Linked DNA regions of Mus musculus: region 1 is linked to region 2. The links are chromatin loops, found by intact Hi-C in ENCODE. Cell type or tissue: heart. All regions are shown on one strand.

Region 1 (5,000 bases), 550 kb before region 2:
AATCCTAACCAAAGAAGACAAAACCTATTAAAGGCATACAAGGGCTAGGAAGGATGGGGTGGGTCACACCCAGCACTATAATGTCAGAAAACTGATTGTCATGAGTTTGGGATTATTAACCCGGGCTACATAGTGAGTTCCAGCTCAGCCTGGACTGCGTGCAGTATGAGACCATGACGACCACGCGTGTGCACATGTGTGCACGCACACAAGCAAGGGGGACTGGAGATGAAGTTAGGTGATAGAGCACTTGCCTAGGACCCTGAAATTTAACCCTTGGCACCTCAAAAAGTAATAATGAAATGTAAGGGGAGACTAACTACAACACTATGAGTTGGGGCTCCCCAAGGTTAGTAAGAAGAAAAAAGCACTCAATAGCCCACGGTCTGAATATGAGGGGCAAAATACCCTACTGTGGTTCTAGGAGACCCCACCCTACTGAACCAAAAGAATGAGGGCATGACAGCCACCTCTGGTCCCTAAGGGAAGGCCATGAATCCAGGGCAGCCACAGCTTTCATGGTCTGGTGAGCCCACCTCTAAGGTTTTCCCCAGTGGGAAGCCAGCCCCGGGGACAACGCCAGCTCCCAGAGGTGCACACTTCCCACCTGCCCTGGACATCCTCTGCCCTTTCACTCCTGGGAAAGGGAGTTACTGGAAGTCAGCTACTTCAAAGGATGCTTCAACCTGGGGTGCCCCAGCTGACAGTCAAGTCGAGACCTTTGAGTATGACTGTCACTTCCCCCAGAAAGAACACAAGTGAAAGAACGTTTCCTAATTGGCCCAAACTGCCAAGGCTTACTCTGGACTCCATCTTGCAACCTCTCCCAAGAACCACTGCCTCTGTCCCTGGAAAGGTAGCACCAGCTTCCCCCTCCCCCACCCACGCCCCACCCCCACTCATCCCCCCATCCCCCACCCCGGGGGGGGGGGGCCAGCTCGAATGTCTACCTTGGATAGAAAGCTGACAGAAAACTCCCAGAAGGAGAGCACCAATCTTCCCCAGTGGCTCCCTGAAACAAAGGCACCTCCCATAGCTTTCTAGTTGGTTCCTCCACCCCCCACCCCCCCCCCCGTGAGTCTGGTAGGACCTTCTCTGAAAGCTGTGGTCCCACAACCTCAAAAGAGGGGGGTAGGAGAGAAAAAAAGGAAGAAAAGAACGAAGAGGGTGTGGTTGTGCACATCTTTAACCCTAGCACCCAAGAGGCAGAAATATGTGGATCTCTGAGTTCCAGACCAACCTGGTCTACATAGCAGTTTTAGGCAAGCCAGGTATATAATAAAAAGAGGAAGCGGAGCTGGGGCCGCAGCTCAGTTGGTAAAGTCCTTGCCTATCATACACAAAGCCATGAGTTTGATTTCAACACCACATAAAGCAGGTTCCATGTGGGCTAAGGCAGGAGGATCAGACCAAGATTTCAAGGTCATCCTCTATGTATAGAGTTGGAGGCCAGCCTGAGCTATATGTCTCAAACAGGGAAAAGGTAAACAGAATTATTTACTGTGAATATTATTGTAGACTGCAATAGCCCCTCGCTCACAAAATTTTTCTAGCACAAAATGTCTGAAGCTCCAAGGTTGGGAAAACGGTGTGACGCCACCTCTAACCCAGTCCTTGGGACGTGCAGAGCCAGTGAGATAGGAGCACAATGAGGAGGCGTGCAGATGGAGCGGTACACAGAGAAAAGCCAGACTCCATGTTCAGGGCCTGAGAAGTGAAAGTTTCAAATTGCAAGAAAGTTGCAAGAAAAATGAAGCTGGAATGAGGGGGTAGCAGACAGGAGTGTAGAAGAAGGCTCCCGGAATACTCCAGTCTGGGTGAGACTAGAACTTGGGAAACTCTTTGGGTGTCTGCAAGGAGTCCACAGACCAACTGACAGGGTCGTAGCTGTCAGAAGAATGATGATAAAAACGAATTCAGGGCTCTGGTGGCACCGATGCCATTGCTCAAGCCAAGCTGGAAACCGGCTACATGCCTACACCACTGGGTAAAAGTGTTCCCAGCACCGTGAGTGAACACTGCACAGCCCTAATGTTCCCCAGAGGCAGGCAAGCCTGTGAGCTCAAGAACAATTTGTTCTTACCAAGGAGCAAAAGCCATCCATCCGGGTGTTCTTACAAAAATAACCTTAAGTGATCTTGGACAACTTAATCGTGACCTCAGTTCCGTGTCAATACAATAAAGAACACTCAAAACAAACGTGCTTATCTTGGGAAGTTATTTGAATATTCATGAGCTAACCTTGTCTGGAACCTGGAACAGGGCTCTGTTTGCAGCCAGAGCAGGTGCTCTCCATTAAATTACACAATAGCAATGAGCAAAAGCGAGTAGACACTGCACTTGCCCACTAGGATGCCAAGTGAAGCTAGTTGTAGCTGGTTACTATCTATGACTTCCAAGTGCTAAGACAAGAATAAGATAATCTTAGAGGAGTTCCAGAAAAGTCCCAATCAGAAAGCAGGCATGGTGGCCATGCCTTTCCTGCAGAGGCAGAGGAAAGTGCATCTCTGAGTTCAAAGCTACCCTGGTCTACAGGTGAGTGTCCAGCCCGCCAGGGATAATGAAAGGTGGAGGGTGGTAGGCAGATCTCTGTGATCTGGTCTACACTGTCTGGTCTACAACAGCGAGTTACTGAACAAACAGGCGGACTCTGTAGAGGGGCCTTGTCTCAAACCAAAAACAAAATATACCTAGCGTTTCTAAACCAGTTTCATCTTATAATTCTTCCTCAGCACAGAGACACTCCCAATATACTCTGCATCTCTTCTCAAACTTGAGGGGGATCAAACAGCTTTGCACACCTAAGCCAGATCAGGGAGTCTAAACTGGGAATCTAAATCCCTCGTGTGACACCTGGTTTTTTAAGTTACAGGCCTGATTCAATTCTGCCCCTATTGGTAACTTAGAGGAAGTACATCCAAGTGTCCTGGGGTTGGGAGTGTAAAGAAAAACGTAAAGGAACAAAAGGCTCACATCGTGGTGCCCAGTCAGTCACCATAAAATGGGATGGGCACAGTCACCTGCATCTTGTAGGAACAGGCCTCCCAAGAGGCTCTGGGTGGCGAATGAACCACAAGACAGAAGTTAGAACTCACTTTCAGATACTCTGGTTAATTCCCTTTCCATTCCCGGGAACAGACGATTCTACCGCACGTCCCTAGGGGTGTCTACCTGTCGTGCAACCACAGTCCCATCATCGGAGAGAAAGTTCATAAAAAGAATCCAGATGTCCAAGAGGAAAATTCACTCTCCCTAGGACTAGAGAGTCTTCCTCCACTTTGTGTTTTAGGAATTGTCAAGAGTTGGCTGAATCAATAGATAAGCCCAATGGAGCCTGCAAAATCATGCCAGCCTAAAGGCAAATGTCTAAACAAACCGAATTAAAGCGAAGGGCCACGTCCCAAGATATTAGAGAAAAACCAACCGATAAACTCAAATCAGGTACCTCTCTCAAATCTGAGGTTCATCTGCCAGGGCCCTGGATACATCAAAAGCAACCGACCAACCTCTCCCACGCAGTCAGGACCAAGAGAAGAGGGGGGAGGGGGCTGGAACGTGGTCAAGGCACTTTCCCTAAAATTTGTTCCTGTGAGACACTGTAATTTCAAATGTGTAACTGAGCTCTAACACAAACCTCTGGACAGCACCCACCCTCGGCCCCTGCCCCATACTAGACCATTCCCTCTCCTAAATCCTGGACTAGGGTAGGAACCAATCCCGTAATCCTGGGTATTTTAGAAACTCAATTCTCCTGGGAGTTAGAGCGCTCCGGGCCTGGCTCCGGTCCACCCCCACCTCTCTAGCCCGAAGAGGAGAGTGAGGCTCCAAGCAGGGCCGGAGGCGCTTTCTTATGTAAATGGCGCGCCGAGAGAACTGGAGTTTGCCGGGAAGGCAGAGTGAGGTGGGCTCAGGAAGGTCAGAGCGACTAAAGGTTCATTTTCAGAAACCAAGAAAACAAAACAAAAACAAAAAAGAAAAAAAAGAACTCTGGGGATCGTGGGGTGGGAAGATGAGTCCATTCCGTGTAACTTTTAGTTCCAAATCAGAACATACTATCCAAAATCCGCCCTCAACTCGGCGGCCAGACACGGGGACGAGGCGGGGCGGTCCCCAGGAAGGTCTGCTGTGAGGGGGCGCCCCTTTCGAGCCTCAGTTCCGGGCAGTTCAGTTCCGGGGAGGGGGCGCGGCAGGCTAGTCTTTCTGCGCCCTTTCCCGCTCCTTCCTGGGTGGCTCTCTCCCCCACCCCACCCCCGATCCACCCCCAAGGAGCGCCACGAGGAACCGAAGGCCTCTTCAACACATCCTTAAATTCAAGAGGGCCGGGCCCCAGCTGCTACACGCTTCCACCCCGCCTCCTCCCCTAAGCAGGATTCTTCCCCACGTGCTCCTGCCGGAACTCGGGGCTGCAGAAGGGGGCTCCTCCCACGTGGGCGCAGCAGTCTCAGACTACGTGCAGGGCGGCCGTCCCATCAAGAAATTAGGGGCTCTAAGGGTGGGGAGGGTGCGCGCAGGTCCCGGGTAGGTGGGACTATCGATGGTGAGCGGTCGGGCCACGAGGGTGCCTAGCAGACGTGGCTTCTCGCGCGCAGGACTTTCCCAGCTACCCAGACTGGTTCCACGTCTCCAGCCCCGAAGGAGGAGGAAGCAGGTCCTCTGCGTGCTCCAGATTCCGGGAGAGCACGCAACTTGGTCCGAAGCGAGCCAGAAGCTCCCGCCCGTGCCGACTTACCTTCTGCACTTGGTTTTGGTTGAGCTCCGTGAATAAGCAGGCGATCATATGCGAGGCGATCATCTTGTTGCGGCGAGTCGGGGCCAAATAGAGAAACCGAGGCTCGAGCGCTACCGATGGAGCAGGCAGCGCTGTCCGACCGCTTTGAAACCAGGCCCGGGTGTCCGGCTGGGATCGAAGACTCCAGGAGCCACACAAAGAAGCTTAACCACGATGGCTCACCAGCTGAGGGCCTCAAGTTTCCAGAAACAGGGTTTTTTTTTTTCTTTTT
Region 2 (5,000 bases):
GTGTCTTTAATAAGTTTTTTCCTCATAGATTTAATAATTCTACAATTTTAAGAATCATTTCATTAAAAGATGGAAAAAAGCCCCAAACAAACAACAAACCTGGAGTTCATTTAGTCTGCTTTTTTTTTTTTTTTTTTTTTTTTTTTCTGAAACAGGGTTTCTCTGTGTAGCCCTGGCTGTCCTGGAACTCACTTTGTAGACCAGGCTGGCCTCGAACTCAGAAATCTGCCTGTCTCTGCCTCCCGAGTGCTGGGATTAAAGGCGTGCACCACCACACCCAGCATTTTTTTCCTTTTTAAAAGAAGATTTTTTTTTATTTTATAAGTGTTTTGCCAGCTTACATGCATGTGACATGCATGTATGCCTGATGCCCGTGGAGGTCAGAAGAGAGTGTTAGATGCTCTGGAAATGAAGTTACAGATAGTTACAGACAGTGTGCATGCTGGACCCTGAACTCAGGTACTATACTATACAGGTATTAAGTGCTCTTAATCAAGCCTCTCACATCATATTTTTATAGTTATATACATATATATATATATGTGTGTGTATACATATAATGTCATATATGTATACACACATATACATATATATATATATATACATACACACACATACATACACACACACATATAATTTTTGAGAGTCTTTCTATGTAGTCATGGCTGTCCTAGAACATGCTATGCAGACCAAGCTGGCCATGAACTCACAAAGACCCATCTGCCTCTACCTCCCAGTGCTGGGATTAAAGAAGCTGTGTATCATCATGCTTGTCCTGACTTGATATAAACATAAGGACACAGACTCAAACCTTAATAATATGTTATTTAAAAATATACTTATGAAAAAAATAAACAAATAAAAGGACAAGAGGCAGAGGCAGGAAGATATCTGTTAGTTCGAGGCCAGCCTGATCTACAAAACAAGTTCCAGGACAGCAGGACTACATAGAGACCCTGTCTCAAAAAACCAGGAAAACAAACAAACAAAAAAAACCAACAAAAAACAAAACCAAAAACAAACAAACAAAAGATTCAAAAAATATATCAAGGCACATACTCTAAATCACATACAAATTTACAGAAGTTAGTGAAAAAAAGGAAAGAAAGAAAAGAAAAAGCTTACTGAATAATCCTGATAACCTAGGCTGCCCCCCCCCCCATCAAGGTAGAAAAGGAGAACCAGCTACTACTACATACCACACTAATAAATACAAATGTATAAAAGGTGGTTTAAAAAGTTAATAGAAGGAGGCAGGTGGTAGCTCAAGCCTGTAATTCCCGCACCTGGGAAGCAGACGCAGGACGGTCAGGAGGTCAGGGTCATCCTTGGCGACATAGTAAACTTTAAACCAGCCTGGGCAGCCTGGAACACCTGAGATCCTGTCTCAACCAAGGAACAACACGCAAACAAACAGGAACCCAAAAGTTGATAAAATAAAATTGATGACATTAATGTGACAGGTGGCATTCAAATGGTTTTAAACCACCGGCAAAATACTGGATCTTTGCCACTGCGCATCTGCAGTTTCATTTATTTCCACAGGTTTTTTTTCTCCCCCCTCTTTTCTTCATTCTACCATAGTGTCACCTGGTGTCAACATATCCTCCCACACGGAACATGCACATGGACATTCATAGCAGCGTTACAGTGTGTGTGTAGAAACCTCCCAGGTGTCCATCAACAGGCGAGGTGGCCAGAATAGCATTCCTTTAGGAGAAGACATCAAGTTTTTCTAAATAGCGAAACAGTCACCAAGTAGCGCTGGCAGACGTCCCTCGGCCACGGAACAGTTGACAGCGGCGCCTAGTTGGCCCCATTTCCCTCCCGTGCCCACAGAATACTGATTGGCTGAGCTCAGGAAGGGGCAGGGTGAAGCTCAGCGGGACGGGAAGAAGCCCGGTCTCGCGAGATCCTCTTGGTTCCGCATTTTGGCTCGCGGAGCTGTGGGAGGCAGCGCGGAGGAGCCCGCGGTCGGTGCTTGGTCGCGGCGGCTGGAACTCGGTACCAAACCCGGGCCGTGAAGCTTCGGCAGCCCTGTAGAGCCGCGGACCGTCCTCTGCCTCCCGGTGCCCGCGGCGGCGCCGAGTCTGACGGGGCGGGGGCCACGGCCCCTCGGGCTAGCGAGGATGAGCTTCCTCTTGTGAGTGGGCCGGGCCGGGCCGGGGCGGGGCGGGTGTCGGTCGGCAGGGCCGGGCCGAGGGGCCAAGCGGAGGGCGGAGCCCGACCTAGGGCTGCTCCGGGCCTGCCGCCCCGGGATCGGCTAGCGCAGGAAAATGTGCAGTGCCTCGGTGACCAGACCAGGCTGAGAAAGAAAGGCGCAGGTTCTCAGTGGCTTCCCACAGGTTTGCATTTGGGAAGAGGGCATTGCTCCTTCCAATGTGACTTTTCTCTTAGCCCAGGCGGGGCTTGAACCTGGACTCCTCCTGCCTCTGCTTTCCCAAGGAGCCAGGATACAGCCTCGGCCACTAGGACAGGCCTCCTTTAAATGTGGGGGTTTTGTTTTGAGAAATGGTCTTGCTATGTAGCCCAGGCTGGCCTCGAGCCCTCTTAGATGTTGGGATTAAAGGTGGGTGCTTTCATCTCGGCCCACATGTGAATTTTTTTTAAGGTTTTTATTTTTTTTGAGAACTTAATAGATGCGTATTTTCATTTCTAACTCCTCCAGTGCCCTCTCATCTCCCATTCAAATTCATGTTCTCTTATCTATATTCTATATTACGTCTATACAACATACATACGTAATGGATCCAGTTAGTGTCGTCTGTATGTACTTGGGTGTAGAGCTGACTATTTCATTATGAGTCTATTTGAGCTTGTCCCTGAAAAACCTGACTCTTCTTGTGGACTGTCCATAGCTCTTCAGCCAGGTGAGGTAAATGGAAGTTTTTATTTATAACTTAAACCGATGGACAGTTTTTCCCACTCTTTGGCTATTCTGAATAACGCTGCTGTGAGCAGCTGGTTATAGGTTTTTGGGTATGTGTGTGTGATGGTATCTCCTGGGTCTTAGTGAGGTTTTTGCATGTTAGCCTTTGAGGCACTGCCAAGCCTTCTAAAGCCTGCACTGCATTTAACATCCCATTCTCATTGTATTGAGTTTTCAGAATTCTTCAGTTCACACCTGCCTGGTAATTACCACTGATAGATCTGAGGGTGAAGTGGAATTTATTGATTTACATTCTCCCAATGACCAGCAATGTTAAGCATCGTTTGTGTGTGTGTGTGTGTGTGTGTGTGTGTGTCTGTGTCTGTATTTTGTGTTTTCAGACTATTTGTGGATAGAGTTTATTGAGATCCTTTTCCTATTTTAAAATCAGATTGTTCTTTATTTTGTTAGCATCTGTTAATTGTACAAATTAATGGGTTTCACTGTGACATTTCCACGTGTGTATATGGTGCAGTGGTTGTGTCCGTCTGACTTTTTGGTTTCAGTTGTAAGAATTCTTTATGTATTTTGGATATGAGTGTCTCATTACATCTGTGACTTCTTCCATCCTCAGCGTTATTTTAACTGTTTTGATGGCATCATTAGAAGAATGTAAGTGTATTTTTCAAAGATTTATTTAGTTATTTAGTTTTTTTTTTTTTTTTTTTTTTTTTTTTTTGCTTGTTTGGTTTTTTTTTTTTTTTGAGATAGGGTTTCACAATGTAGCTCTGGCTGTCCTGGAGCTAACTATGTAAACCAGGCTGACCTCCCAGAGATCTGCCTCGCTCTCCCTCCAGAGTGCTGGGATTAAAGATGTATACCAGTATACCCAGTTTAGGATTTACTTTCATTTTATGAGTATGAGTGTTTTGCTTGTATGTATGTATGTATGTATGTATACCATGTACATCCAGTACCCACGGATGCCAGAAGAGGGCATCAAATCCCATGGGACTGGAGTTGTGGATGGTTGTGAGCCACCATGTGGGTGCTGGGAGCTGTATACCCCAGTCCTCTGCAAGAACAGCAAGTGTTCTTAACTACTGAGCCATCTCTTCAGCCCTTGAAGCACAAACCTCAATTTATCATATGAAGATCTTATTGAATCTTAAGAAATCATTTAATGTTAATTTTCCATATTCAGTTTCCTGTTATTCAGTTTCCTGTCTCCATGTGTTCCTGGGGTGATCCTTCTAATGTATATAGTTCTTTATAAAGTATGATATTTAGTCTAGTACTTTCATAATTTTTTACTTTTTACACTATTTAAAATTTACTTTCACAGGTAAGGTGTAAGTCCACGAGTCTGTTCCCTTCCCCTTTTAGATGTTGTCACAATTCTGATATGTCTTATTTTAATGCTTTTTCTGTTTTGTTGTTGTTTGTGCTTTCTATGGGTTACCAAAATAGACTTTGCTCTAATTTGGTTCTGTAATGTGTTCAGCTATGCTTTGACTATATATACCACATTACCTATTTTTACTGCACAGCATCCCATGATGTGGATATACACTCCATATCTACGAGTGCATGGAAGGAGTAGATTTGCATTGTTAAGATGTTGCTATAACAAGCACTAGAATCTACAGTGTGTCCTCCCCCACACGAACTGCTTGGTTAAATGCTCTGGTAGATGGGGATAATAGATTGTCCTATGCAACAACTTGTGTGTTGCTCCTGCACTAACACTTTTAAATTTTTACTTGTTTGTTTCATATATGTAGATCTGTGAGTGTGGAGTAGGCACACACTGTGTGATGCTGTGTCCTGATACACAGAGCATCATAGAAGAGGGCATTGGGGGCCTCCTATCACTTTTTGCCTCTTCTTTAAGGCAAGGTATCTTTTTGAACTTGAAACTCCTTTTTTATCCCCACTAGGCTGGAAGCCAGCAAGTTCCAGAGATCCTCCTTGTCTTAGTGTTGTGCTGCTGTGAAGAGACACAAGAACAGGGCAACTCTTACAAAGGAAAACATTTAATTTGGGCTTGCTTACAGTTTCAGAGGTTTAGTTCATTGGCATCATGGTGGGGAGCATGGCAGCATACCTGCTGACATGGTGCTGGAGAAGT

The links. Hi-C counts contacts between places; a loop is a spot of excess contacts. Peaks named below come from ENCODE experiments on the same cell type or tissue, not always from the same donor. Only the 100,000 strongest peaks of a DNase experiment are listed, where the experiment ranks them.
Region 1: a loop joins it to region 2, with 4 times the contacts of the local background. A loop is called at or near these places in 1 of 42 quality-filtered maps.

Annotation. Positions count from the first base shown.
Region 1 is chr6:82,769,189-82,774,188 of GRCm38, forward strand. Hk2 (hexokinase 2) reads right to left here. Exons shown (of 18, transcript NM_013820.3): 1 at 4,730-5,000. The coding sequence starts at 4,792. Among named protein-coding and RNA genes, the nearest start is that of Hk2, 2.8 kb to the right of the region's middle. In heart, a CTCF peak has its summit at 2,896; DNase peaks (open chromatin) are centred at 2,023, 3,763 and 4,413; H3K4me3 peaks cover 3,242 bases; H3K27ac peaks cover 4,812 bases.
Region 2 is chr6:83,324,125-83,329,124 of GRCm38, forward strand. Mob1a (MOB kinase activator 1A) reads left to right here and starts at 1,915. Exons shown (of 6, transcript NM_145571.2): 1 at 1,915-2,143. The coding sequence starts at 2,130. It also overlaps a transcript of Mthfd2 not described here. In heart, no CTCF peak of the experiment used is centred here; DNase peaks (open chromatin) are centred at 1,887 and 2,147; H3K4me3 peaks cover 2,260 bases; H3K27ac peaks cover 1,539 bases.